Regions from separate parts of the Mus musculus genome. Here regions 1 and 3 are each linked to region 2. The links are chromatin loops, found by intact Hi-C in ENCODE. Cell type or tissue: left cerebral cortex. All regions are shown on one strand. Links, peaks and the distances in the headings refer to the core of each region. The heading gives the core; the rest is flanking DNA. Region 1 holds the start of Scn2b (sodium channel, voltage-gated, type II, beta). Region 2 holds the start of Mpzl3 (myelin protein zero-like 3). Region 3 holds the start of Ube4a (ubiquitination factor E4A).

Region 1 (10,018 bases), core at 4,549-7,048, 65 kb before region 2:
CCTTGAAGTGCCCTGAGCTAAGCTGTAGAGAACGGTGAGTGTCCCACAGCAACTCAGTCACTCTTACCTTCTAGAAGGACCTGCAGGTAAATCTTGCCGTGGCCGCGGTGGCGGTCTGGAGGGTTGGTAATGTAGCAGTTGTAAATGCCTTCGTCTTCTAGCTGCACGTTCTTTAGAGTCACTGACACGTCGTACTTACTGGGGTTCCCTGAGAACTCCACGCGGTCTCCAAACCGCTCCAGCTTCAGGTTAATGATCTTCATTCGGAACTGGAGGAACTGGGAGGGGAGGGGCAAATAGTATGAGCGCTGTGTGAGCATGCGCAAGGGGCTATGGGGCTTGTGGGGACACACCCTCTTCCTGTGCATCTTCTTTCTTAACATGGGAAGGAAGGGCATTAGACCTGGAAGGCCCATCCAGTTGTGGCGACATCATAACCTCTGTATCAAACAGCCTACACAGAGTCCTCTTGGGGCCCTGTTCCAGTGCAGGACTAGGGATGGGGGTGGGGGTGGGGGTGGGGGTGGGGATGGGATGGGGATGGTGGGCTTCATGCCTTGGGGGTTTTGCTTCCCTCCACTCCCTCCTCCACCAGGACTTACCATCTCCTCTGTGCAATTGTTACACTCCTGGTAAGTCCAGTTAAGAGAGAACTGCTTGTGGTTCACGGTGTAGCAGGAGTTGAAGGTACAGGGCAGGCGGGTATCGGACCCATTGAGGACACTAAGAGTGGTGGGCGCTGTGACTTCCATGCTCCGCCCCGGGGGCACTGCAGATAGAACCACAACCTGATGAGGATGCTTGGTGACAGGTGGAGGGTTGCAACCCTTCTGTAGCCAATGGGGAACAGACGGAGAGAGACAGAGGAGTTAAGGGGCAATAGGCTGGGCTCTTTACAGCTGTTAGGAAGGTGAAGCGCATGAGGGACACCAGATGTGGTCCTTAGGAGGAGAAGAGGAACAGAACCAGTGTAGAACAGACCCATCAAATTGTCTACCAGGCCATGGACAGTCAAATGGACTCTGCTTGTTCTAAGTTCATTGTAGGCAGACCCTTTCCTTGCCTCTACCCACCCCGAAGCCATTTCCCTGCCAAAGGCTTCACTGGGCTTGCCTCCATTTCCCATTCTCCATCCACTCCAGATTATTTTTGCTTCAGATTATTATTTAAGCCCATCTAGGGGAAGCGTCGTTGTTCCCATGGGGCAGGCAGCTAAAACTGGGCGAGCCTGGGAAGGCCTCGCTCTCCCTTGGCCCAGCACGAGCCACTGACTATCCCCAGGCTCGAGAAAGAGGGCAGACGGGAAAGAAGAGGTGTCCCATAAGAAGAGGTTCATTCTGAGGACTTGCTGACCGGCCTACATGGATGCTCTGCCCTTTGGGAAATGCTGACCTGGAAACGCTATGGCGCAGAGTTGGTTCAGGTTGGCAGGAGGCAGGGTGGGAACAGAAATCCCTCGGAAGTACTGGATGAGGTCAAGGCCTGGTGCTGCAACTGAGAGAAGTGCCCCCACAATACTCCGTAGAGCAGAGATGAGGGAGCACAGGTGAGCAGCCCAGGGCCCAGCCGTTACAGAGACACGCACTGCAAAGCCATGAAAGTACTCCACAGATACCTGCAGGACTGCCTCAGACTAGCCCAGACCTTAATTCCACAATCGATCATCTGCCAAGGCTGTTAAAACTTCATTCTAAAAGTTCAGCTTAGTATTAACAGGGCAGGGGCATAGCTCAGGGTTAGAGCAATGGCTCACATCAAAACCCCCAGCAGTGACAGTGCCACTTCATTTTCATTGTTTTGTGATATGGGGCATGGCTTTTTTTGTTTGTCTGGTTTGTTCGGTTTGATTTTTACATTTGGCCTTGGAGTGTTGCGAGGAGGGGTGTATCTGGCTGGCCTCCTCTGGTAGCCCAGGCTATCTTGGAACTAGCTATATAGCTAAGAATGACCTTGAACTTTTAACCTGCCTACTTCCACTTCCAGAGTGCTGGGATTATAAGGGTGCCCCACCCCCACCCAGTTTATTCACTGCTCAGAATCAAATGTAAGTCCTTAAATTGGTAGAGGCAGGCACTCTACCAACAGAACCACATCTCTAGCCCTCATTCATTCACGATACTAAATACACGTAAATTACCTACTGTGTGCCAGGTTGTGTTTAGTCCTAGATCCTAGGACTTGTCACTAGTATGAGGCATAACCACTGTGTGGTGGGGCTTGTATTCTGGTGAGGGAGCATAAAGGGACAAGAATGAAAATAGGAACATGGCCGTCTGGAATGTTACATGACATGGGATATAAGAATAAAATATGGCAGAGGGGAGTTTAAGGGTGGCCAGGAAATAAGGCTCTGGAGAATGACATCCAGACAGCATTGAACTTGAGAAGGAGTGAGCCATCATGGAACATCAAGGGCCACATTTCTAAGGCTGGATTTGACCTTCATACATCTGAGAAAGAACAAGGCAGGGCATGGGAAGACCTGAGATTAGAGCTGGGCAAGGACCAGGCCAAGGGGCAGAACATGGGATCTGGGATGATTTAGGGGGGGTTTAAGGATGGGGTGCAGTCGATGGGGTGCCAGCTGAGTGAAGATTATAGCTACTGATGTGGGCAGACACATGTCCCCCCAATTCCACTTATCTTCCGTCCCAGCTGTAGCCCCGATCAACTATGAGAAATGTAAGCAGACTTCTCCACCCCTACCCCCGAACCCCCACCCCCATCCCTGTGCCTCAGCCCCTTCCTCCAGCAAACCTAGTTCATGACACTGTCACTGGGTGCTTATAGTGACTAAAGTAAATGCTGAGAGCTCAGCAAATGACAGCTGCTATTAACTGCATTCTCCTAACGTCTGCTTTGGGGACAGAAAGAGCTAAGAGGTGAGGTGGGGCAGTCTCTAGGACTGAGGGTACTTCAGGACTGGATTTACCCGGGATCTCTAGCTAAGGAGCCAGGCTGCAAGGATCCTGGGTTTTCCCACAAACCAGCTGGCCCTCCCTTCAGAAGCAGAAGTACAACAGCCTGCAAGCAGAGAAGCTAAACCTGCCGGAGCACCCTTCTGCACTGCACACCCACCCTTGTGAAGGGCCTGCAGAGCTCGAAACCTAAAATCAGGAGGGTCTCTGGACTGCTGGCCTTGGAATCCCCACCAAGGCCCTGCCTGGGGGCGGGTCTAGAGACCACACCTGCTCACCAATGACTCCAGTTGAGCACAGAGCTGCTCACAGGGGTTACGCCAGCTGGGGAAGCTGATGGGGCTCCTCCCAAGAGGAACAAAGCCTGGCTCTCAGCTCTTGCACTTTCATATCGAGTCTAAAAGTACCTGGCCCGGTGCCAGACGAGAGGGAGGTGTGCAGAAAATATTAACACCACCCCCACACTGCAGAGGCTGAGGAATTTGAGGGAAAGAACTGATGGAGGCTTGTCCTCAGTTTACCTTCTATACCGGGCATTCCGACCTATCCAGCCCCTCCCCCTGAAAGGGCTTCCACCTTCCCAGGGCCACCCCTCCCCACACAAGTGCTCTGTGAAACTAGTTGGCTCGGTAAAGTCCACCTTTCTTCTCCTTGTTCCTTCCCAGTTTGAACATCAGCTCACATCTCCCTCCCGCCCCATCTCATCTAGAAGGATCCAGCTACGTCAGGTGGCAGAGTTGCAGGGGAGCCAGAGGCGTTTTCAGGCTAATGGCAGGGGACAGAGAAAGGTGCAATGCGGGTTCCCCCTGCATGTGCTCTGCAAGAGGAGCCAGATGGGATTCGTGTGCCCTCTAGTGGCCACAGATGTCAACGAACCAGTCCCAGCAGCAGGGAAGAAAGTGAGGAGAAACTAGAACCTGAATCCATGCCGCCTGGCTCCGAACAGGGCTGAGGTGAGGACACAGAGCTGGGGATGGGTTGGGTTGGGGGGCTGGTTACTGTCCGTTCAAGGTGTCCTAAGATGTACATAGTGGCTCCAGTCCCTGACTCCTGCAGAATCCCCAGCAGACAATGGTCCGCCTTGGGTTCCACCAAAGTCCTATCTGGTACCAGGTCTGAGGTCTAGGTTTCCTGATTCCCAACTTACAGGAAGATGATAGTGGGGTGCAGCAACCCAGTATTCGACACAGCTGGGTCCTTTAGGCCCTGACCATCCATTGTTCTCCCAGGGCAATCATGCAGAGACCCTGAAACATGGCTTATCTGCCAAACACTCTCTTCAAAAGACTTGGAAGTAAATTCCCTTTTCTCCTCCTTCCAGGCCTAAAGTAATCTATACACTTGTCTTATTCTTAAGGAAAAAAGAAGATTTTTTAAAAAGGGAGGGAGGGGTAAGAGGAGGTTGGGGAGAATTGTCTTCTAATAGCTCCTGCCTCCAAGGGACATGTGATGTCTAGCTCTCCCGCCTCTCCACTCAGTTTCTCTTGCCCAGATCTCCTCCCCAGGCAGCCAGAACCAAGCTGTACTCCCATCCCCTACCTCCGAGACACCAGTGGCTTCCTGCTGCTTCTAGGGCAGAGTTCTGGCACCTGGGTGCAGCTCCTGGGTGGCCTTTCCCATCTGGGGCACAGCTGCACATCACAGCCTCATCTCCTGCCAGGCCCCACCCCTTGCGTGGGACTCTAGGGACACCGAATCTCCCAGTCTCCTCTTCCCTCCCCTCCACCTGGCCTTGTTCAGGCTTTTGCTTTAGGTTGGAAGTTTTGCTCGCCGTCCTCCCTGGAGTTCTTCCACATAAACCCCAAACCCCACTCATAGGGCACAGCTTAGGTGACATCTTCCCTAGTGTCTGATCCTCTCCCAGCCAGGCTCCTATTACTTCCAGTGACTCAGGGGCCAAGTGGTAGGATGTTCAAGCCTGGGACTCTAGAGATCTTGATATGATCTTGGGCAAGTGCACTAGGGTTCCAGTGCTGCAATGTCCTCATCTGTAATACAGGGGACACTAACCCCTCTAAGGTCAATGGGGCAATTAAGTGACGTGCTCTATGTGCGAAGCTCAGCCTGGCACACAGCTGTTAGCAAAAGGTGACCTCCAGCATTAGCATGCCCAACATTCTCATAGCACACACAATGCTGAGGCGCTGTTGCTTATGTACCTGCGTCTCTCCAGAGGCTCTGGTGAGCTCCTTCTTATTCGTGTTGCTATCCCTGAGTCCAGAACGGCACATAGCACATACTGAGTGCTCAATACAATTTTGTTGCCAGGGGTATGGGTAGGCAGGGAGGAGGCATTCTCCTCCAAATCTAAGTCCTGCCCTTAGCAGCAAATGTGTAGGGTTGAACGGAAGCCCACACTCTACTCTCTAAGCTCCCCTCAAACACAGCCCAGACCTTGATGACCAGGACAGTGGCTGAAAAACGCGTGGTCTTGAGAAACACCCTGGAGCTTGTCGTGGGAATAGCTGTTGGCCATCTTTACAGTCATCCGCATGTAACCTGCCTCTGATACGCTCTCCCTCCTAATCGGTGGTATCCCTGCATCCCAGTGACCACTGCTACTGCAAGCATCCAAGTTCCGTTGCCGAGGGAATGGACTGCCAGAGGCGTGCCTCCTTACAGCTTCCCGAAGCTCCAGGTCTCCACTCTCACAGACCTGCTGAAACATGCACTTCTTCCCATTGCCTCCTTGCAGCCCTCATGCGCAGGCGTCTGCATCCAAGGCACCATCTCCCTCAAGGCCAGGCCCGCTGGTCCTCTTGCCAAAGCCCTGGCCTTGTTCACTTAAATATGGCTGCCATAGACAGCCTCCATCTGACAGGAGGCTGTGGCCAGTGCCTGAGAGGAGATCTGTCCTCCACCTCTGGCTTTTTTTTTTTTTTTTAAATTCAGATCTTCCTCCTACTCCCCCTTTTAGCCTGTACTTGATACTCTTGACCAATTAATGCCAACAGAGTAGTACCACTTCCTGAACATTGGGGGCAGTAGAACCCAATATTAAAAGAATGTGCTAAGCCAGATACAAATCTCAGTTCTGAGTTCAAATCTCAGCTCTCTCATGCTAGTCACATGACCTGATTGGAGGAGTTACTGAACCTCACCGTGCCTTTGTTTCCACCCTAGAACATGAATAGATTCACAGTATCTACTACAAGTAACTGCTGTGCGTGAGGGCTTAGCAAAATATGCCATGCCAGGGTTCACGGGAAGCATGTTGGCCCCTGCTGTGTGTTAGGTCACAAGCTCACCAAGCAAGAGACAGTCTCCAGTCTCCCATGGGAGCAGTGATGCTGAAGTGGCGCTCGGGGTAGGTAGGGTCTCGCCCATGGTTATAGAGTAAAACACAAAGCTAGTTTTAAACTTGGGTCCAGTTCCGAAAGACGAAAGATGTTAGATCTTTATCTTGCAGGTTACCAGGATTGCTTCATGTCTCTGTTATCCCTGTGGGCCCTATACCCAGCATGAGAGGGAGGGGGGATATACCACCCAGCACAGTGAGAAAGGACACAGAAGGTGGGACAGAGAGACAGAGACCAGCATAGAGACAGAAAGAGAGACAACAGAGAGACAGACAGATTGAGAGAGCTTATAGTGGGACCTAATCTCACCTAAGATCCTTAAACTTGACCCTCAGGCACTACAGAGAGAATTTTAAGAGTGAGAGTAAAACTGTCCACAAGGCAGGTTTAGAGCCCAGCATGGTGGCACTTGTCTGTAATCCCATCACCCAGGAAGAGAAAGAGACAGGAGAATCACTGAAAGTTCGAGATCAGCCAAGACTACAAAGTGAGACCTTATGGGTTGTGGGGTGGGGTAGAGTCGGGAAGCAGGCCTACAAATAGCCTCCTAACATACCTGCCTAGTACGAGGTCTCTAGGTGTTCAGCTATGAAATTGGCTTTGGGACCTTACGACAGGGTGGTCTGCAAGGTTGGGCTGGACCACGGAGACTGGTTTTAAAGGAACTCTCCCTAGGTTCCACTTACAGTTTGCTCCTTTTCCCAGGATCCTGGGCACCTGACCTCATCCATTCCATCTGGTTCACACCAGGGGTGCCTGCCTCGGTAGCAGCTACTCTGGTGCCTCTCCTGCCAACCCGGAGCTGGTCCTTAAGCCTGATACCCACCTCCTCCCACACGCATCCCAACAAATTGGTGGGATAGGCTCAACTCTCTGCCCCCAACTCTCGAGAACGCGATCTCCTTTAAATCCACCAGATCCCAGGGAACGGGCTCACAAATGAGACTTTTAAAGAAGCCAGCAACTCCTATGAGATCTCTTGGGAAGTAACTGAAAATGAAAACATGATGATGATGGTGGTGGTGGTGGTGGTGGTGGTGGTGGTGGTGGTGGTGGTGGTGGTGAAGAGAAAAATCCCTGAAGAGACCGCAGAGCAGCCTAGCTCTGCCCCACCCCCACATGGGTCCACTTCAGGGAAATCTACAGGATGAACCACCTCTTGATAAATTTGACCATTTTCATCCCCGAGCAACACTCACCCTCTAGTCAACATTTCTGGGAAGGAGAAGCCCAGCATCCGGCAGTCCCAGCTGTCCCAGATCCCCAGCACGCCCCTTCCCAAGGACACAGAGGGAAGCGGCTCACACTCCTTCCCTCTTGCCCCCTCCCCCGCCCCCTCCTCTTTCCGCTGCAGCTGCACTTCTGACCCTTAGGAGCATGCAGATGTGGTTCTAACTTACCCAAAGAGAAAAACAGACTGAGCCCCGTGAGACTGAAGGCAGGGCGAGGTAGCCAGGCATCCCTGTGCATTTTCAGAGACTGTGACGTTAGGCGGGTGGGCTGTGGGAAAGGGTGATTGAGGGACCAAGGACCACAAGGTAGGAATGGTTAAATGCTAAAAAAGAAAATGCACGGATGTACTTCAAAGACATATGCAACATTGAGGAAGCTTTATTTCCATCTCTCTAATATGGCCGACTTGTATGTGGCTGCTAAAAAGAGAGGGGGGTGGTGTATAAGGGAAAGGAAGAAAAAAAAGGGGATGGAGTAAATATTGTGGTTGGTGGATTTCAGAAAGCAGGTGGGAGGGCATAAAAAAGATATTCCTGGAAGAAATTAAGTTGCCAGAAAATTTAGCCTCTAAACTCAGAGCTCAATCAAATTTTGCCTTCCTACTGCATTTGAAATGATTTTTAGACTTTGAAAATTGTTAGAGAATTCTAGGTGAGGTGGCACGTGCCTGCAATCCTAGCACTAGGGAAACAGAGACAGGACTGCCTTGAACTCATAGCAGTCCAAAGCTAGCCTAGGCTCCAAAGCAAGACCCTTGCAAGAGAGGGGAGGAAGGAGGGGAGAGAAGGAGAGAGGGAGGGAAGGAGGGAGAGAAAGAAAAAAGGAAAAAGAGAAAGACTGTTAGAGCCATCTGTTTTTATCAAAGGGCTGTAAGGAAGTCCTTTTTATCATATGAATACGCCCCAAAGGCCTGTGAGTTGATTCCCTGGGGAAAGTGCTTGTGGCCACTGCCAAGCATGATGACCTGAGTTTGATCCCCGGGAACACACCTGGTCACCCAGCAGAAGGAGAGAACTGATCCCTGCAAGTTATGGTCTAACCTCAACACATTAGTGGCACCTGTATACTCATGCTACATGCTCTCTCTCTGTCTCTCTGTTTGTCTGTCTGTCTCTCTCTGTCTCTCCCCAACACACACACACACACACACACACACACACACGGGGAGGGGCAAGAGAATAGATAGATCATACATACGTACGTACGTACATACGTACGTACATAGATGTAAACACCCAGGAAAGAGTTGCCTTTTGTTGTTTGGGTTCAGCGAAGTGGGCAGGAGGCTCTTGGAAAGTAATGACTTCCTCATTGCTCTAGCATTTCCGCAGAATACAGAACTTGTCAGAGAAGGCTGATGCACAAATGCCTAAGAGACTTTTACAAGAGAATAGAGCATGGACCTCTGAGGGACCCGGATTCAAACAAATCAACAAGGAAAGGAACAGGTTTTGAGACAAGGGGAGCAGGGAGCGAATGTAAACTGGACGTTGATTATGTCAACAAATAACGTCTAATGCTGCCGGGTATCATAAAGATAGTGTCTGTGTTTTTAACACCCGTGGGTAATGTAGCTGATGGTCCCAGATGATTGGTGGTGCCTGGGGCACACTTCCCTTGGCTTTGGTGTATGTTTGAAACTTGTTATTTCGAAGGAGGGGAGAATACAGGTTGTCACAAGTAGAAGTTAGGAGAGAAGTGGCCCTAAGCAAAGAGGAGAACAGAGCCAAGCGTATCACAGGTCCTTAAACAGCAATCATTTATTTAGCTGTGCACATTTATCTGTCCACAGTGAGGAATCACAATTTGATCTTAACGTTAGGTCCAATGTACAGGTGATAGATCAGAGCCAGGATTCAAACCCAGCTCTTTGGAAGAGGCTGACCTCCCCCCAACCCCACTCCCCTTATTCCACATGGCTGTGACTGAGCCTTCCACACAGGGAAGAGCTGAGAATTCTGCACAGCGCCTGGTTGAGACTTGAAATTCACTAACCGGGAGGTAATTGACCACCCGGGGATGCTGCTGACCGGATGAATGAATGTATTTGGAAGTCCAGCTTGGTCTCTGAAAGCTGTCCCAGGGGCACAAGACCCAAAGCCAACTGGAACTTCAAGGCAGGGCTGTGAGAAGTCAGAAGGTGACAGGTCCTGATGTTGCACTGACCCTGTTCCCAGCGCCTCTGTCACTCTACGGTAGGGCTCCCATGGCCCCTGCACAGAGCCACGGTGTAGGAGTCCGAATTTCAGGAGAGTCTCTCCCGGTGCCCATCCCTACCACCCTAGGGCCCCGAGGCCTCTTTATAAGTGTGTGCCCAGAGTCTAGACCAGCACTACTCGGACCTCCCGCTCTGCTCAGGCTCTTCCAGCCAAGTCTGCAACACCACCAACCAGGTGGGCTGGCCGCAGACACTTTTCAGCCTAGACCGCTCGCAGAGATTTTTAGTTTGACGTAGCCGGCCTCCTCCTTTTTTCTTGATGCCGCCTATGGTGCCTTGTGAGGCCCAGAAACTAAAGGAAACTTGCTTTGCTGTCTCACTTGACCTCATGCTATGTCTGGAAGTTTCTA
Region 2 (10,018 bases), core at 3,962-6,461:
GACCTACCTCCAGCGCCCCACGCCTGCCTGCTGAGATCGCCTCCTGTCTCTCCTACAGGCTTTGACCTTTCCTACCGCTGGCGTTTCTGAGTCATTGTCCCAGTGCCTGTACCTCTGGCATCTTTGAGTCATTTTCTCACTCCTCTCTGGACAATCTAGTCTGGCCACATTCCTCCTGAAAGGAGGAGACCAAGACAGAGCTCACTAATAAGGTCTTTAGTAAGAATCTGGCCCATCTCAAAAATGACGGCCATCTGGTTCCTCACATAGCACCCTTTCTGACTGCCACGCTAAATTTGCCCCTTCTTCTATGTCCCTGAAAATGCTCATTTCTCTGTCAAAAGAACCTCCATTCTCAAGCTCTAACTCCTGACCCACGAACAAGAAGAAAAAGCCTAGTCAGTCCTGGAGAGTTGGGTCTAAAACCCAAATGGTAGAATGAACCTACGAATTACACGTGCCCCTCAGCCTATGGTTATAGCCTAGAACATAAATACAACATAGAGCTTAAAGGAGTAGATTTGAATGTGGCCAGAACAGCACCAAGCTCTAGCACGTCTGACTTCTGATAAGGGCGGGGTCACACACAGTCCCTTAACCTGTTCAGACTTCAGTTGCTGTATTTGGCAAATGGCAAGAATAACCACCCTCCTAGGATCACTGTGAACATCCAATATGCTGTGTAGGGCTCTGTGTCCTCTCCCTAGCACAATACATAAACAAACATAAACACACATAGAATGCTTAGTAGAGTCCTTAAAATAAAAACTTTTAACAAATATTAACTATTATTATTGAAGTGGGTAACACACGTACTAGAAAACCTGAACTAATTCCCCATGGGGCTGTGGATTAAAATCTTAAGAGGAACAGTCTTTCTCAGATACCTGCCAATGGCATCGTACCCCTTGCCCTGTGCCTGGACTGCCCAGTCACTTTCTGAAGATCCTGTTTCCTTTCACACCTCAATGCTCTTCTTAGAATATGACGTGTCTGGAAAGATCTCCCCATTCCTACCATTCTGCTAGAGTTGCTCCCCACTACACCCCAATATCCAAACACCTTCACCACCGCTCACATACATCACTTTGTGATGGGCTCCCCAAATTCCCTGAAGTTCTCTGCTCTTCCTCCAAAGTTCCTCTAACACAGTACCACCCAAACCCATGTGCCATGACCACACTTGATTTGTAAATGTCATTTCCTTCTTGAAATGCAAGCACCATCAGGGCAAAACTCCAGAGGGAGGGAGGCGGGCAGAGAGAAACTGGGAGGGTCACCGAGGTTACTAGTGTAAGAACACATGTGCACTGCTCACTCATTCTCTCCCTATCACCTTCTTTATGGAATTTCCAATGCCTCCCTCCACGCTTCTGTCTGCACGCATTCAGGAAAAGATCAGTTCTGAATAATCACTTCTAGACTGGGCTGGTATACTGAAGGAGGAAAAACATATCACACAAATTCGCAGACAGTTCCCACAAGAAATTAATGCTGGAGGGAGAAAGGTGTCAAGAATGACTCTCAGTTTCTACTCAAAAAAGCCACTCACTGAAAGAGGGGAAACCAGCCACGAGTCTCACTTGGGGTAAGTTTACGTGTCTTTGATACCTAAGGGATAATGTCAAAGAACAGCATGTCAGGGGTCAGCAACCTATGACCCATGATTCAAGTGGAAGCAGATGGCTTTCATGAGAAAGGAACAAACTCATAATAATTAGCTGTCACCCTGCTATCTGCTCCATGGGTAACCCAGATTGTCTAAACCAATCAGTCTCTCCCCTGATCACACAGGAAATAGCTAAAACACTCCAACCTTTGTGTAAACAGAATTGTATCAGAATGCCACCACATTGGTTTGTTTGGCTGCTTTTGCACACCTGGCAGAAACTGAGAAGTGGCAGAGAACAGCTGCCCACACACCCTAAACGTTTACTCTCATTCCATTACTGGAAATGGCTGCCAATGCCTGCTTTAGAGCTAACACAAGATCTGCAGATCTGTAACACAAGCTGTTCCTCCAGCCAGCTCTCCACCCAGTGTCCCCGCTTCTCTCTCTCCATTTCCTCCCTTTCTCTTTCTGTCTCTTCTCCCTACCTCTGTTTCTCTCTTCCTTTCTCCTCTCCTTCTCTTGTCTCCATATTTCTATCTTTCTCTCAAATCCCTTCTTAAAACTCTCTCTACTCCTATGTTACAGCCATTCAAATCTTCCCCCATGTTACAGCGATTCAAATTTCCCCCCACTTTAGCACAATATCCTTTCAGACATTTAACTTTTGTTTTATTTTTATTTCGTTTCTTGAGACAGGATCATGCTATGTAGCCAAAGCTAGTCCAGCCTCCAACACTCCATCCTCCTGCCTCAGGATTCCAAGTGATGGGATCACCCGTGTTCTGGCTTGATATTTATTCTGGCCAAGTAAAACCAGCCACAACCATAAAAAATATGAAAATTAACAAAACCATTTAATGAAAAATACAAATCACATTCTAATAAAATAATTTTAGAACTGAAAGAAATTAAATATGACAAAATCAAAGGCACTGACTTTGTACATCCAAATTGCAAATCTTCCTATCTTAAATTTACATACTGGCATTACATGAAAAGGTGTAATACTGGGCTCTCCACCATTATTGCTTCCCTTCTTCCCTTTCCTCCTTCTCTTGTTTTTTTCAGACAGGGTCTCCTGCTTCTCAGGTTTGATTCATATTCACTATGCAGCTGAGGATGACTCTGAACTTGTGGTGCTCCTCCCTCCACATCCCCAGTGCTAGGATTACATGCATGCATCATTACACCCAGAGCTACATCCCCAGACCCCCAGCCTATCATTTATATATACTTAGCCAACTGAAACAAGCAGAATCAGACTTAAAACTGAAGGCCAATTCAAACATGACAACAATGTAAGGGTTTTCAGTCTCTGAAGAGGGATGGCGAGTAAACACTAGTGGGAAAGCAAAGCCCACCACCTGCGATTCAAAAGAGACAAAACGAACCAACAGACAACCAACCAGATGGAGCACTGCAAACACACCACGTGAAGAGAGCTACTCACAAAGGGGCGCGTGGCTGGTTCACTTTGTATTAAGTGCCCAGAGTAGACAAAAGTTTAAAGAGGCAGATTGGTGGTTTCCAGAGCCTGTGGGAAGGTCAGAATGGATACAGGGTTTCTCTTTTGGGTGATAAAAATGTTCCCGAAGTGGTTGTAATGATGATTGCACACCATGCACACTAAAAATTACTGAACTGTATTTTAGTGAATGAATAGGCCTGTGAACTACCCACCTTTGTTTTTTTATTTTATGTGTCTGGGAATTCTGCCTTTATGTGCAGCACTTGCATATCGGGGGTCTATGAAGGCCAAAGAGGATATCTGATTCCCTGGGATTGGAGTTACAAATCATGGTAAGCCATGACGTCAACTCTGTGACTCAAACCAGAGTCCTACAGAAGAGCAGCAAATGCTCTTAACCACTGAGCCAGCTCTCCAGACCCCTGGTTTGTTTGTTTTAAAGGCAGAATGTAAATCTATTCAAAAAAACCTGGAGGAGTGGGTGAGGAGTTTAAATCTATATCTTTAATAGGTTTCTACACAGTGATCAATAACTTTAAAACTATTAATAGAATGTGTCCATACTTGTACAGATCAGAGGCAACTCTATTGAATTGGTTCTCTCCTTTCACCTGTATGTAGAGTCTGAAGATGGAACCAGGTCTTTAGGCTTGCAAAGCAAGCCCCTTTACCTACTGATCTCACCAGCCCTCCAGAGTTAATTTGAACCATTTGTTTTGCTAGATTTGACACCTGCTCGTATATGTGAAATGACACTAGATCTACAAAAAGACACAATTTCTAGGATCTTTTTTTTTTTTTCTCATTGGGACAATATGTGGACATTTCTCCCTCCACAGCCCTGCTGTGTGTGTGTGTATGTATGCATATATATATATATATATGAGTTTATATGAGGTGACAGTAGGCCTGGCTCTGTTGTAAAAAGAACTCAGAGGGAAAACTGGACATTTATGATGACATAGGTAGCTGGGAGGGATCAGGGAGTGTGCTGGCAACATGCAGATTAGTCACCAGATAAACAAAAACCTCCTCATCTTACCTGATGAGACTCAGCCACCTAATACTTACACAATATTAAAGACCCCTTTCAGAAATGTCCATTATTTTCAGAGAAATGCTACAATACAACAATTCATTCTAATGCTAGCTATACCAGTATTCCATTTCTTAGGAAGACACACACACACACACACACACACTAATCAAGAGAATATTCGCATTTCAAAATGAAGCTAATTAGTTTGGATTGAAATTTAGAAATTGGAATAGCATGAAAGTAAAATTATCCAAACCTTACAATAGTGTCATTATGGCAACACTGTACTGACAATAGTTAAAAGATTCAAGTTTCAGAAGAATGGCTATGACTTTTCTTATACTTCAGAATGTTTAGAAAGTCCTAAGGTGCCTTTTCTTCAGCAATATGCCTGCTATAAGAAAAATCACACTATAACTCTTGTCTAAAATGTTTTATTTAAAAGCCCCTGAAATAAAATCACTAAGTCATGATTTTCCTTTTTTCCTCTTCTTCTTCTTTCTTCCTTTCTTTTCTTTTTTTTTTTTTTTTTCCTTTTTTTCCCTAGCCCTGATTGTGTCTCTCAAAATAACTGGAACACGAATTGCCCGGTTTCCGACCAGGGTGTAACAGCAACTCAGAACCCTGGCAGACAAGCACAGAGAATCTCACAAGAGCAGTGAGTGTCCGCCAAGCCTGTGCTCGCTGTGGTTTCGTCAAGGCATCATCAAGGCGGTGTCAAGTCTCACAAGGTGGTCGGGCTCTGAGAGCTGAGGGGAACCAACTCTCCGCAGTGGGAGGTGCTAGCCGGGAAAGAAAACCATCCCACACCCCCTCCTTCCCTTCCTTCCTTCCTTCCTTCGCAGAAGCCGAGCGGGGGCTTTTCTGAGACCCCCCAACCCGGAACCGGAAAAGCGACCATCTTTCCTGACCCCCCCGCCCCCTGCCGGAAGTGGAGTCCAGCCAGCTGGCGCACTCACCCTGGACGACTAGGATGCTCAGCAGTGGAAAGAGAGCGCAGCCACGGCCTCCTACTGTTCCTCTTGCCAGCTGCATCCCGACAGCTCTTCCGATACTTACACACCCTCTTTACGCCTCCCGGGGACCATGCAGGTGGTGCCGGAAGTGACGTCATGTCGGGAGTCACCTTTGAAAGAGCCGTCCCGGACCCAACCTCAATCAGGGACAAGGATTGTTACTAGAATCGTACCCGGTTACCCTCATCAGCGGTTCTTTGACTCTCAGGAGGATCTGATTGCGCTCTTCTGCTTCAGATTGGCTACAGACTGAAAAAACAGTTCTATTTTTATGGAATTCCAGGGAACCAGGCTCGATCCTCCGACTGTAATCCAGAAGTTATCTCTCTAGAATATCTAAGTTGAACCCTCACAAAAGATTCTCATACATTTGAAGTTCAGGAAAACGTAGGCGACCATCCAAGATCAGAATAAATATATCTTTTTTGGGTCCTTTGGTAAATACGTGCAAGCGTCGTCATTTGTGTACCTTTTAATGTAGCCATTACATCATTCAGAATTGGATGTTTATTAAATTACTGCAGTGACAGTGATGATGAAATCATTACAGTGTGTATTAAAGGAGAGGAGGAACTTGGGTTTGTGTATCTTTGCATTTTAAAAGTAAGGATATCATTATCACGGTACTTGACGTGGAATGAGACAGTCTAACATGCTCTGAAAGAAAGGGTGGAAAGGACCCCGCTTTACTGGTGTAATCACTCAATTCTCCTGGACCCGCCATGGTTAATGAAAGTAAAAGGGAATAAAAAGCCTCAGCTTTTGGAAATATTTCATAGCTGACATTTTCCATTGGCATACTTTACTAGACTTGGAAGCCGGTAGTTTTTTCTATGAGAAGAATCAAGAGTAGAAAAACAAATATCCTTGTTTCTAAAGTTCCCAAACTAAGTCAGGTAGGATGGCAAAAGCCTGTAAATCCAAGATCTGCAAGACTGGGGCAGAAGAACTAAGGACAACCTGGACTTCAGTCGTAAGACTCAGATTAGGGTTAGGTCCAAGAAATGAGTCTTCCAAATGTGTGCTATCATTTTGCCCATTTCCCAGTCCTCCAAAGCAATATGTGAAGCCTATAGAAATATAAAACTACTAGAAATTAATTTCATCAATTAATGATTGCTCTGCGTGTCTAACTCTACTATCTACCAAGAAAACTTGAGCAAAGTTAAACATCTTCCCTTGTTTTCCATTAACTGCTGTTGTGAATTTTGCAGATTTGTTTGTAAGCAAATAATAAAAATCATAGTTCTTTATTACTAAGGGTTTATTTACACAGTGATTCATGCATAATAAAAAATAAGTTACAGTACAAAAGTACTCTTAGGAAGGAGACACTGAACAAGAACCTGATATCCCATGAGTATTCAAACAAGACACAAGCTGCAAGTTCCCTGGAGACATTCTCTGTGAGTTTTTAACTACTTCATTACAAATATGAAATATACACAGGCCATCTGTTTAAAGAAATATCCAGTTGTTATATTCACAAGAGAAAATATAGCTCTAACTTGTAGCTTCAAAACTAGGTATCAAAATTTTAGACCAGGGTATGGTGGAACATGCCCTTATTCCTAGCACTAGGGAGGCAGAGGCAGTAGGATCTCTGAGTTCAAGGACAGCCTGGTCTACAGAGCAAGTTCTAGGATAGACAGAACTATATAGTAGTGAGACCCTGTCTTAATTTTTAAGGGGGGGGGAGGGAGAGAAATAAAAACAAAACCTTTTTTAGGCATTTTAAAAAGTGGAACAAGATGTATAGAATGAATTTCAAGACCAAAATTTATATTTAAATTATGCCAATTTGTTTGTAAAGACTGGGTAAAATTACAAGATCCAATATGTAGAAATAGAATCTTTTGGAAATTCCAGTTTGTTAAAAAGAAATAGTCTGTGTGGCCCAGTCAGTGAAGACTAAACCATCACATCGCAAAGATTCACCCTGGACCTGAACTTTTAGATGGTCTCTGTTCTCCAAACAATGCTAGTGTGCACAGACCATGTAACCAGACACAAAGAAGAAAGCCATCCCTCTTCTTTCCATAGGCCACTTGAAAAGTTTGCTTTATACTCAAATAAAGGGAAAAATAAAATTGGTTATTTCCATTTAGGTAGTCTTTGGCCCATGGCAAATTCTCCTTAAAGTAAGGTGAATTAAAACCAAAAGTATTTTAAATAATCTCTTCCAGTTCTCACACATAAGACTGAAAAAAAAAATGGTCATTTGCTTTGAGTTGGCCTTCTTCACAAGTCTATTTTCTTTTAAAGTTATCGTGTATCACGAAGTCTTCTAATAAATTGCTTAAGGGCTCCAGTCTGCAAATGAAGAGAATGTTGAGCTGGGGGTAAAAGGGAGCACACAGCAAGCACGCTGTCTGTGCTCATTACAAACCTACAGTCGGGCTAGATGTGGGGGTACACCCTTGAGTGAAGCACTTGAGAGCTGAGGCAGGGGGTGTCTCTAGGTTTCAGGCCAACACTGCATAGTCAGCTCTAGAGCAGCCAGCACTACATAGTGAGAACCTGACTAAAAATAAATAAATAAATACAAAAGTGATGCTGAGAGATTCATCCTGGTAGCACTTGCTGGTGTCCTGGTGTTCTTGTGACCTTTTGTCATTATTGTGCTTAGATTTGCGCTGTCATCTATAAACCTTGGAATAATTGACAAAACAATAAACCTAGGATACTGAAAAAAAATCAGTAAAACAAGATGTTTCCATTTAAAGATAGCCATGAAAATCAGACTTCCTGTGTGACTTTGGATTTTGGTATTAATCAAAAGTGGCTGGAATGGTTAGCTCATCTTTTTATGACTTAATTTATTTTTATCTTGGGGGGGGGGTATCTGCCTGCATGTATCACATGCATTCAGTGCCTGCAGACACCAGAAGAGAGTGTCACCTCCCCTAAAACTGGGTACTGATGGTTGTGAGCCACCAAATGGATGCTGGGAACTGAACTGGGATCTTCTGCAAGAGGATAGATGAGCTATCTCTTCAGACCCCTGAGCACACCTGTGTGCTGTTCTAAAGAAACTAAAATATGAGAAGGTATGTTCTGGCAGACAAGCTAGTTGGCTTCTTACCCCTCTGATGCACAGAAATATGGGAGTCACACACCATAGGAATGTGGAAGGACAAATATGTAACCTCTTGGTTTGCAAAAGCTAACACACAATTGCACTCTGGAATTAGATAGAACCGTAGCAACGAAGGTAAGTCTGAGTCTAGTAGCTCAGGCAGAACCCAAAGCTGCCAGGCAGGGGCGTTGCTCATCTGGGCAGGTTTGTGCTGCAGAACCTGTAGGACGACAGACAGGTCATCGCTGGAAACATTTCTATTGATTTCAAGGGGTGCTGATGGTGTCCTCAAAAATCCTCAGCTTCTGGAATACAAAAGTTTAAAAAGTCAATGTTCTTGAGAAGAATCTAAGAGGAATACCTGGCAGTGCCATCATCCACTCCTAATAGAAATTTGGTTTGGTTTTTTTTTTTTTGAGACAGAGTATATATCGTCTGTGATTTCTGACAGGAGATACAAATTTAAACAAATTTTAAAAATCTCTGTATCCCAGGCTGGCCTGGTCTTACACGCGTTCTCGAGACTGGCCAGGAAGAACACAACAAACCGGAATCTTCTGCGGCAAAGCTTTATTGCTTACATCTTCAGGAGCCAGAGAGCAAGAGAGCAAGAGAGCAAGAGAGCAAGAGCTTTATTGCTTACATCTTTAGGAGCCAGAGCGCAAAAGAGCAAGAGCGCAAGAGCAAGAGTGCAAGAGTGCAAGAGAGCAAGAAAAAGAACAAGAAAGCAAGAGCAAGAGCAAGAGAGAGCAAGAAAGCAAGAAAAAGAACAAGAACAAGAAAGCAAGAGAAAGAATGGCAAAACCCCGTCCCTTTTAAGGAGAATTATCCTCCGCCTAGGACGTATTACTCCCTGATTGGCTGCAGCCCATTGGCCCAGTTGTCATCACGAGAAAGGCAGAACACATGGCGGGAAAACTGCCCCTGCACGTGTGCAGATTATGTTTACCACTTAGAACACAGCTGTCAGCGCCATCTTATAATGGCAAATGTGAGGGCGGCTCCCAACAGCCTGGAACTCACTCTATAGAGCGGGCTGGCCTGGATCTGCCTGCCTCTGCCTCCCAAACACTGAGATTAAAGGTTTGCACCCGGCTGGAAAATATTAAGTTTACTCTCCCACTAATTCAGTTTTTATTTTCAAAGATTTTACTTAGTGCTCTTTATTCTTTATTACATGGTTTTCAGATCCAGTATGTGTGTGTGTGTGTGTGTGTGTGTGTGTATACATACATATATATATATATGATTTGGTTAGTTGGGTTTCGGGGGGGTAGGTGGTTTTTGAGACAGGATTTCTCTGTGTAGCCCTGGCTGTCCTGGAACTCCTTTAGTAGACCAGGCTGGACTCAAACTCAGAGATCCACCTGCCTCTTCCTCCCAAGTTCTGAGATTTAAAGGTGTGCGGCAATGCCCAGCCTAAACTCCAAATATTTTGTAATTTGTTTAAATTTGTATCTCCTATCAGATACCACAGACTATACTGCATGATATTAGTTGGTTAATTTTTCTTTAATGTTTTCCTGATTATTTCACTTTATGAGTATTCTGCCTGCCCATTTGTATGTGCACCATGTGTGTGCTGTGCCCAGAGAGCTCAGAAGAGGATGCTGGATCTCCTGGACCTGGTATGAATGGTTGCAAGCCACCATGTGAGTGCTAAGAACTGAACTCAGGCCCTCTGCAAAATCAGGAAGTGCTCTGAGCCGGCGAGCCATGTCTCTGATCCTTGGATCACTTACCATCATGACATAAATGACTCATAAAAAAAAATTTAAAAAAAAAACAAACCATCAGAGATTAA
Region 3 (10,018 bases), core at 3,772-6,271, 90 kb after region 2:
TCTGAGAGCAGGGCCTCAAGCCCACAGATGCTGAGCATTGTTCTTAACTTCATTAAGTTCTCTCAAACATCCACAGATTTTCTTTGTGATGAAGGACTGTCCTGCCCATTATAGCAATGTCCTTGGCCATTATCTACCTGATGGCACTGGTACTCACTCCCCCGCCCCCAGTGTGATAAACAAAAATGTGTTAGACACTACCTAATGTCTAAGGCAGAATGGCCATTAAGAACCAAAGACCGAAACGTAGGTGTGGTGGAACACACCTTTAATTACAGTCCTCTGAAAGCAGAGTTCTGTGAGTTCCTGGCTAGCTTGGTCTAGTAGAAAGTTCCAGTCTCTCCCCACACTCCCCCCTCAAAAAAAAAAGTTCAGGGAGGGAAGGAGAGGGAGAGAGAAAACTAAAACTAAAAACCTTTATTAACTTTTTAATCAACCAATCAGAATTTCTGATTCTGTCAGTTCATCCCAAGTTTCAGTTAGGAAGACAGAATTGAGAACGTTAATGAGCTTTCTGACCAGTTGCAAATTTTCTTTCTCGTTCTAGGTGTCCCCCCTTCTATCCAGCACCCAGAATCAAAACAATGCATTTTGGAGAGAGCCCAGTAGAGAGATTTTCAACCCTACAGGTAGACTGCAAGCAGAGAGGAAGAACTGTCAAAGAAATTTTGGTCTTTTTTTTTTTTTTTTCAAAATAAAATAAAAGCTTGGAGGAGCCAGTGGTATGACTCAGAAGTGGAGCACTTGTCAACCTTGTTTGGGGTTCTCAGCACCCCACCCCCAGACCCCCCAAAAAAATTCAGTGAAGGAAAACAAGCACAGTGTGGTGTTTGCAGAGTGCCCCCTACTGGGAAAATTGTAAATGACAAAATTAAAAGATCAAGTATAACCTACCTCTCTATCCAAATAGACATTTCTTTTTTTAATGTTTGCTGGGTTCTTACGCAGGTCATAATTCAGTGGGCCAGTGCAGCAGTGAGGTGGCACATCAAGAAAAAGTATCTGCCACACAAATGTGACAACCTGAGCCCAATCCCCTGAGAAGCAGAAAAAGAGAACCCACTCCACCATGTTGTTCTCTTACCTCCACATACACTTGAAGAATATGCACACCCCATGCATACGCATCACACACACACTATAGTAATAACAATAAGTAAAAGCATAACAATGATAATAATAACAACAACTACTACTACTCAGTGAATCACATATGCAGTGAAAGGTCTCCTTCCACCGGAGTGTCCAGCCACAGAGTAGCCTTCCCCACAGGCAAGTGAGCTTCTTACATATGTTCTTAGGTGTATACTAAGCATATAAGAAAAGTTCTCAAGTACACTTTATTCTCCTTTCCCCTATGTCTCACACTATGATATAACACTATATATCTTGAATTTTCTCCTAATCCAACCTGAAGATTATGAAGGATAAAGTAGACAAGACCAATTACTGGCTAAGGATTGATTGATTGTAGCATTTTACTTAAAGCACAGTTTGTGCTGCCTGTTTGCCAGGCATGACTTCACTTGCTACCTGGAACAAAATGATGTGGAGACATAGCTGAAACAACAACGCATGTGTGAAGAACTCCCTTTGGAGGGCTGAAGCGATGGCTCAGTGCTTAAGAGCACTGGCTGCTCTTCCAAGAGACCTGGGTTCAATCCCCAGCACCTGTAAAAGTAACTTTTATTCATGTGATGTGATTGTCGTCTCTAAGCCTTACTGCCTCTGTCTGCTATCCTAGGCCTAGTCCTGGAAGCTTCCAGCCTCTGTACAACATGGTGGAGTGGGTTCTCTTTTTCTGTTTCTCAGGGGATTGGGCTCAGGTTGTCACATTTGTGTGGCAGATACTTTTTCTTGATGTGCCACCTCACTGCTGCACTGGCCCACTGAATTATGACCTGCGTAAGAACCCAGCAAACATTAAAACTTAGAATGTTTTGTTTGTTTTGGTTTTTTTGAGACAGGGTTTCTCTGTGTAGCCCTGGCTGTCCTGGCACTCACTTTGTAGACCAGGCTGGCCTGGAACTCAGAAATCTGCCTGCCTCTGCCTCTGCCTCTGCCTCCCAAGTGCTGGGATTAAAGGCGTGCGCCACCACGCAGGGCTCACAGGTTTCATTCTTGACGTTTTATTTTATGGTTTTGGTGTTTGCCAGCATGTATGTGTATCACATGTATGCCTGGTGCTTTATGAGGCCAGAAGGAGTTAGATCTCGAAAAACCAAAAAAAAAAAAAAAAAAAACCAAAAAAAAAAAAAAACCAAAAAAAAAAAAAAACCAAAAAAAAAAAAGAAGCCTGTATGATATATAATTAGCCTATGATAATATTTGCCAATTTTAAGTGATTTCACCTGTTCTCAGCAGTTTTTAGTAATTTGCCCCATCATAATTCAGGTTGAAAACATCACCACCACTGTTTTAATAGTCCTTATGCTGACTCTCAACCCCAAGCAGCCACAAGTCTCTGTCTCTTCAAGTTTTCTTTTTCTTTATTGGGAGAGCTTGATTGCAGAGGCGAAACCCCAAGCCCAGCACTGGTGCTGCTTATATAGGCCTAGGAGAGGCGTGTCTCACACCCGGATTGGTTATGCATTCTACCTCATTTGCATGCCTCACACCTGATTGGTTATACTCTCAGTACCTCACAGAACCTCATTATCATGCCCGGGCCAGGCAGTGTCTTGGCAAAAAACGTTATTGCATATGTACACATTGGTTGTTTACCCAACCGTATGCGTGGTGGCCAGTGGTAGCCAGCGTCACCTTGTAATGGCATATGTGGCTTCCCACAGGTCCTGCTATCTATCTAGCCTTGAACTCCAAGTATATGTGTATTTTGTTTCTTCTTGCTGAAAAGCCATTTCATGGGCAGTCCACTGCTTGTCCATTCCCCAGTCAAAGGACACATGATGGTTTCACTTCTCGGCTATTATAAGCACTGCTGCAATGAGGATTCTTTTGAAATGTTCTATTTTGTTTTTATTTTGGTTTTTTCAAGACTCAGTTTCTCTGTGTAGCCCTAGCTGTCCTGGAACTCTCTCTGTATATGAGGCTGGCCCCAAACTCACAGAGATCCATCTGCCCTGTCTCCAAGGGCTGGAATTAAAGGCTTACACCACCACAGCCCAGCGTGCAAGGCTCTTTATGCAACTATAATTTCATTTCTCTGGAGTAAAGACCTAGGAATGAAGATCATATGGCAAATTCACTTTTAGCTCTTAAAGAAACAGCCAAATTCTTTTCTAAACTAACAGCATCGTTTTACATCCCTACTGACATGACAGCTTTTTGTTTTTATGAATCTTGAATTTTCAACAATATTTGTCACTACTTCAATATAGCCACATTAACATTTATTTTGTATTATTTTTATTTTGTGTATATGGGTGTTAGGGCTGTTGGTCTATCTTTGCACAATGGGCATGCAGAGCCAATGGAGGCCAGAAGAGGGCATTGTATCCCTGAGAGTGGAGTTAGTGATTCTAGCTGCTAGGTGCATGCTGAAATCTGAACCCTGCCTCCTTTGGAAAGTAAGGCGGTGCTCTTAACCGCTGAGTCATCTCTTCAGCTCAGAGCAATGGCTTTTTACACAACACATAATATTAATCTTTGCCCCAACCTCACTTTCTTAATGGTGACTTTTGAAATGCAAAAGTCTTTTTGATAAATTCCATTTTATAGATTTTGTTGCATTTGGGAGGTCATGTCTAAGACAAGATTGTCTCCTGTCTCATTATTTGTAGGTCATTGTTAGGGATTTGGTCTAGCTTTAACAATAAATGTCACTTAGAATATATGTAAAGTATTAGTAACAAATAAGAATAAAAGATATCATTGAAAAATATCTGAACATGTAATTTTATTAAACTAAATCTCACTTCATAGCAGTTATATAGATATACACTATCAAGTACAGCAAAGAAGTGCCTGGTACTCCTATGCATGTATGCTACCAATCTCTTGCTGAGGTATTGAGCTGTGCCAATATAATTTTTTTTAAGGGGTATCTCAGAATAGGGTAGGGTTTTGGTTGGTTGGATGGTTGGTTTGAAGTAACCCTAGGTTAGTCCAAACTCACTGAATAGCAGAGGATGACTTCGGATGCTCAATTCTCCTGTCTCTATGTACCAAGTGCTAGAATTACAGCATGCCCCACGGTGTCCCACTCACTACAGTTTTAATTTTCATTTTCCTTACTAAAACTAAGAACCAAGGCTGGAGAAATGGCTCAGACGACCCAGATTCAATTCCTAGCACCCACATTGCAGCTCACAACTGTCTGTAACTCCATATCCAGGGAATCTGACACCCTCACACAGACATACATACAGGCAAAACACCAATCAATGCTCATAAATATTTTTCAAAATTAAAAACTAAAAATTAACCAGACTTGTAGGCTGTATACTGTTAGCATTGTATAGATAAATCTAAGACCAACCCAAAATAGCGCGCTGCCTGGCACCTAATACCTGCTCAAAACGTCTTATACATTGTCCTTGTTGGTATTGTTACTGCTTCTAAGCCACAACGAGTGAAACGGCTCCAAAAAGCCATAGGACAGAAGGGAGCGTAAAAAGCAAAAAGTCACAGTCTGTGCAGAGCCCGACACCACAATAGTGTATCTGCCCTCAAGAGATGGATTTCCAAGGTCTAGCTTCATATTCCACAAAACTTCAAAGCACGCAGTCATAGCCAACCCTGCCCCGCCCCGCCCTGCTGCCTAGCCCAATCCCAAAGCCACTTCCGGCCCGCCCCCCACCCTCGCTAGCTGCCAGCAAACGTGCGCATGCGCCTCCTCGGTGTTTTCTCTGTCATTAGCGAAGCCCGACACCGCCCTACTTCCGGCGCGGGGTAAAGACCCAACAGGCTCGGCGCTCAGCGATGATGTCAGCTCCGGTTGCCTTGCTGAGTCGGAAGTAAGAACCTTTTGGTCGCTGTAGCTGTGAGGTGTCGTCGTCCCTGCCCTTTCAGGCTCCGGTAAGAGGCAAGGTATAAGAGGACGAGAGTGTTGAGGCTGCGACCCGGTTTTCTCCTAAGCAATTGCCAGTCAAGGCCCCTGCATGCCTGCTGTTCTCAACTGCTTGCCTGACCCGGGTCCGTCTTGAACTTCGACCCTGTCTAATCTGGAAACCCTTACGGTGCTCCGGCGTCCGGTGGCTCTGCACATTCCCTTCTTCTTTGCCAAGTCCCTGCTAGGAAAGGCCCGAGTGTGGGCTGTGGCTGTCTTTTGACTTATTTTATCTAGGACCTGCGCAGGGTGGGTGGGTCTCCCTGCTGCCTATGAATGTTACTGAACCCCAAAGGATAAAATACGAAGAGTGAACGACAGTGCCAGATGCCAAGGAGACAAAATGAAGCTCGACTCATAGCAATCAAACCAGTAGGGTGCGTGTAGCAAGAGGTTGACTTTTAAAGCGAGTGACGGCTTCCCAGCTGTAGCTCTTTGGATTCTGCTCGAGTTTTTCTTGGTCGAGAAAACATTTCTCAGATTGACCATAGAGTCAGACGTTTTGTGTTTAGTATTGTTCCTTTTAGGATTCTTTTTTGTCTCCTAGAGCAAGAATGGGTTAAGTCTCAATGTCATTGACTTTTTTGGTCCCAGAGACATAAAATGGGGCCCAAGATGAAATGCCAGGGTTTGTTAGAGACGGTTTTGTTTGTTGTGTTGTGTTCTTTTTTTGTTTTCGGACGTGTATGTGCTTCACTTGATGAGATCCTAGCTTGCAGATAAACGTATTGCAAGGATTTTTGTTACGACACCTAATGTAACACTGAAGGTATTTCCAGGTAGACATGTTACTTTGGGAACATTTTTAAATTCCAAAATAGAGACTTTATGGAGTACAATTTAATACAGTGTAATTTGGGCTTGGGGTAGGGAGTTGCTGGGGTTATAAACTAAGCCCTGGTGCATACTAAGTGCTCTAGAACAGAGCTACACCCAACCCCACCTTAGCCATAGAACTTGGCTATAGCAATCTGTTTTTCAGTGTTACCAATAGTTCTACTTTAAAACTGGATTGGACATGATCTTAAAATATCTGTATGCTCTCAGGAGCCAGTAGTGGCCTTAAAGGATTAGCAGCACTCTATATAAGTAGAAGCTTGAGTCAGGAGAAAATGAGAGAATTGTATGGGTCCAATGGTTGACACTTCCTAGAGATGTAGACTTTTGCAGCAGGTATGTAAAGTGAAGTTACTTACTAAAAATGAATCAAATCCAAAAGCCTTGGGGGGGCTGGTAGTTGTGCCATCCCAAAAGCTATCAAGAAAGTGGATGTGTTTCTGTGTGGCAACTGAAAACAAGGAATTTGGGTTTATTATTACTATTACTGTTTCTTTTTAAAGATAATTTTTTTAGTTTTGCTTATGTCTCCATATGTGTTTCTGTATATATGCATGCCATATGTGTGCAGCTGCCCACAAAAGTAAAGGGTATTGGATCCCCAAGAGCTGTAGTTACAGAAAGTTGTAAGCTGCCCGACATGGGTGCTAGAAACTAAACTGTGGTCCTCTAAAAGAACAGCAAGTACTCTTAACCACTGAGCCATTTCTCTTTCTTTCTCTCTCTCTCTCTCTCCCTACCTTCCTTCTCTTCCTCTCTCTCTTAATCTCTTTGTTTCTTCCCCTCTCTCACTTTCTTTCTTTCCTATTAAAGAATCTATTTTTTTATGGATGTGTACCTGTAAGAGTGTGTGGATGCCCACAGAGAGCAGGAGTTGTCAGGTCCCTGGAGTTGGAGTTGCAGGCATTTGTGAGCTGCCCTGTTTCAGGTACTGGGATCCAGACTCTGGTACTCTGGTAGAGTCATTTCTTCAACCTCTTACTTATTTATTTCTGAGTCAGGGTCTCACTGTGTAGCTCAGGCTGGCCTTGACATCAAGATCCTCCTGTTTTCACTTCCCAAGTGCAAGGATTACAGGTATGCACTACTCTACTCAAGCTGGGAAACTTAAAATAGGTAGAGTAAGTATTAAGCCAAACCAGGTATCGAGGGTCCATTTCACCAGACCTTTCTTTTCTTCCTAGGTACTTTTATTTTCATGTGTAAGCTCAATGACTAAGTCTAACCTGGATCTCCACCGAGGTTCTCAACAGGTGATCTGTGGGCCCTCATTTTTTCCTGTAAGTTGTCACATGATTTAGCCTTGCTTCTAAAGAAGGAAATTCTCTATACCTATTTTAAGTAGATACGAGAACGATGACTTCAGTGGGGTAGGCAAAACCTTGTTTTGTTTGTAACATTCTTTCTAGTCTTCTTTCTGTTGTCATTATAAACCATTCTGACCAAAAGCAACTCAAAGGAGGAAAAGAATTATTTGTGCACTTGCAAGTCACATCCCATCACTGAGGCGAGTCAGGGCAAGAATTCAAGCAAGACCTTGAAGTACAACCTATGGAGGAATGTTGCTTGCTGGCTGATGCTTTGCTTGCTTGCTTTTTTTTTTTTTTAAGATTTATTTACTTATTTTATATATCTAAGTACATTGTCACTGTCTTCAGACACCAGAAGGTTGTGAGCCACCTTGTGGTTGCTGGGAATTGAACTCAGGACCTCTGGAAGAACACAGTCAGTGCTCTTAACCAGTGAGCCATCTCTCCAGCCCCATTAGCTAGCCAGTCAAGACAATTCCCCCAAAGAAATGTCTGATCTGGGCAATCTCAAACCAGGCTTTCCCCTAAGATGACTCTAGGCTATGTCAAGTTGACAGTTAAAGCTGACTAGGGCAGCATTTGAGGTGATAGCAGGCTTATTTTCATTCTCTGTTCTACATATGCATAGGTACTGAAGCGCCACAGTGTCTGGCCTGGGAGCTTGGCCTGTTGCTGCATCTCCAGATGTAATAAGTCTGTGCCTTGAAGTAGATCTCGAGGAATGGTGTGGTGTGGCTACGTGCAGCTCAGGAGTAATCACTTGGAAGACTGAGACTGCCCGTGAACATTTGCTTAAGCGTTGTGGTTTGGAGGATAGTTTCAGAATCAGATATGAACTTGTACTTGAGGGTCCTAGAGGCTAGCACAGTTGATCTGCCAGGAGTGCTCTGTGGAAGTTTTAAAATTCCATTATAAGCAGGGAAAAGATGTAATAGAAAGTTAGCTTGTGTATATAATGGAAGAGAATAGAATTAAAAAGGAAGTGATGCCATTTGTGGTGCTAAGCCCTCTCTCCTGATAGTTTTGAGAATATGTCCTGTTCTTCCTGCTTTCAGCTTTCTTTTTATATATATGCTGCAGATCATTGTCTCCTATCTAATGAGCTGGATCATTCAGTTGTATTTTTTTAAATATAAAATAACTCAAGCCAGGCATTGCGATACATGCCTGTAATCTTAGCACTTGGAGACTGAGGCAGAAGAATCACTGTACATTCAAGGATAGCCTGGGCTACACAGTGAGGCTCGACTTTTTAATTAAAAAAATAAAATAAAATAAAAAGGCCTGGAGATGACTTAGTGGGTGGGTAAGAGTTGCTGGTGCACAAACAGAACCCGAGTTCAAATCCTCGACACCCACATAAAGAGCTAGATGTGTCCACAAGTATACCTGTAACCCTAGCACTATGGGGAGTAGAAACAGGAGGATTGGTACTGCTAGCTGGCTTTCATCTTGACTCTAGGATCAGTAAGCCCCCGTCTCAGGGGAATAAGGAAAGTAACAGCATGGGATCCCTAGCATCCTCTGTTGGCCTCCATACTTCATGCATGTACGCCATGTACCTGTATCACACATGCATACACCCTTCACACTGGCTCACGTAGTTTCAGACTTTGTCTGTACACATGTGTGCCACACTCTCATATCACTGTACACACATGTACACGTATACAGACTTCACAGTGGCTCGTATAGTTATGCAGTTAGCCTGCATACATGTGTGCTACACACTTATGCATGCACATCACATTGGCTCATGTGGTTATGGAATTTGCCTATATACACGTGTGCTACAAACTTTTATTGTTGACTTTTATAACTGAAAAGTCTAAAATACTCTGTTTTCCTGTCTGGTTGCTTAATTTGGAGGTAGGGATTTTATAGATGGTTTAAAGGTGGCAACTCTGGGCTTGGGCTTTGCTAACCTAGCAACTGAGAAGAAAAAGAGTTCTCTATAGGGTCAGCCCAAAGACATTGTTCACTGGTTCCCATAAGCTTTGATAGAGGTGTTGCCCACTCTTGGATCCATCACTCTGTCCTCTCTGGCCCTCCTGGAGCTCATAGGTGAAATCAGCACATCTGGACATATGTCTTGACTGGACTTGGTACTCAGCGAAAAACTAAGTGTGTCATATTGAGGGAGAAGGTGGTGATATTCCGAAGCCAAAGTGACAAGCGTGCACTATACTTCTGCCATCTTTTAGATCTCAGGATACTGTGGGGTGTTGAGAACAGCAGTAGCTTGCTGACAGTGAGACAGCTCAGCATGGCATCACGTGCATCAGGGGCAAATTAAACTACCCTCTGGTTGCATAGGTAAAAGCCCTCTCAAGAACTGTTAATTCCAACATAAAGTATGATAATTTTTGTTAAATGTGATTAAATATTCATAGCCAAAAAAGAAAGAAAAAGTCGCTGAGTCATCTCTCCAGTTCCAGATCTGTAGTTTTAAACCTGTAAGTAGAGTTAGGTAACTTAATATGGATGAAAGACGCACAAACCTAACAGCTAATCGGATTCTGGCCTTGATTCAGTATTCCAAATCTGAGTATCAAGCCAGGCATGGTAGTACATGTTTGTAATCCTAGCATTAGGTGGAGGCAGAAGGATTAGGAGTTCAAGGTCCTCCCCACCTACAGAGGGAATTTGTGGCCCACCTACATAATATGAAAACCTGCCTTTTAGAAAAGAGAAGAAAAAGGAGCGAGAAGGGGAGGAAGAGGAAGGGGGGAAGAAGAAATCATCGTCATCAGGGTTTCTGTGCGGTTAAGGAAGCCCAGCTTCCACCTGAGCTGTAGCCGGCTGAGCAGGCGTCACTTTGTTTTCCCCATGTGAGTGAAAATTAGTCTGCCAGCTTAAG

The links. A loop is a pair of places that touch in the nucleus more often than their neighbours do. Peaks named below come from ENCODE experiments on the same cell type or tissue, not always from the same donor. Only the 100,000 strongest peaks of a DNase experiment are listed, where the experiment ranks them.
Region 1: a loop joins it to region 2, with 3 times the contacts of the local background. A loop is called at or near these places in 8 of 42 quality-filtered maps.
Region 3: a loop joins it to region 2, with 4 times the contacts of the local background. A loop is called at or near these places in 7 of 42 quality-filtered maps.

What each region holds. Positions count from the first base shown.
Region 1 is chr9:45,115,693-45,125,710 of GRCm38, reverse strand. It overlaps Scn2b (sodium channel, voltage-gated, type II, beta), which reads right to left and starts at 7,835. Exons shown (of 4, transcript NM_001014761.2): 1 at 7,618-7,835; 2 at 603-769; 3 at 68-278. The coding sequence starts at 7,687. The region is part of intron 1 of Gm10684 (predicted gene 10684); the gene reads left to right. In left cerebral cortex, for the core only: a CTCF peak has its summit at 5,886; a DNase peak (open chromatin) is centred at 7,023; H3K4me3 peaks cover 1,890 bases; H3K27ac peaks cover 2,214 bases.
Region 2 is chr9:45,050,379-45,060,396 of GRCm38, reverse strand. Mpzl2 (myelin protein zero-like 2) reads right to left here. Exons shown (of 6, transcript NM_007962.4): 6 at 6,354-8,519. Mpzl3 (myelin protein zero-like 3) reads right to left here and starts at 5,216. Exons shown (of 6, transcript NM_001093749.3): 1 at 5,079-5,216. The coding sequence starts at 5,154. In left cerebral cortex, for the core only: no CTCF peak of the experiment used is centred there; DNase peaks (open chromatin) are centred at 5,027 and 5,202; H3K4me3 peaks cover 1,449 bases; H3K27ac peaks cover 1,061 bases.
Region 3 is chr9:44,960,447-44,970,464 of GRCm38, reverse strand. It overlaps Ube4a (ubiquitination factor E4A), which reads left to right and starts at 4,865. Exons shown (of 21, transcript NM_001346698.1): 1 at 4,865-4,980; 2 at 7,033-7,128. Cd3g (CD3 antigen, gamma polypeptide) reads left to right here. Exons shown (of 7, transcript NM_009850.2): 7 at 548-893. In left cerebral cortex, for the core only: no CTCF peak of the experiment used is centred there; a DNase peak (open chromatin) is centred at 4,849; H3K4me3 peaks cover 1,764 bases; H3K27ac peaks cover 859 bases.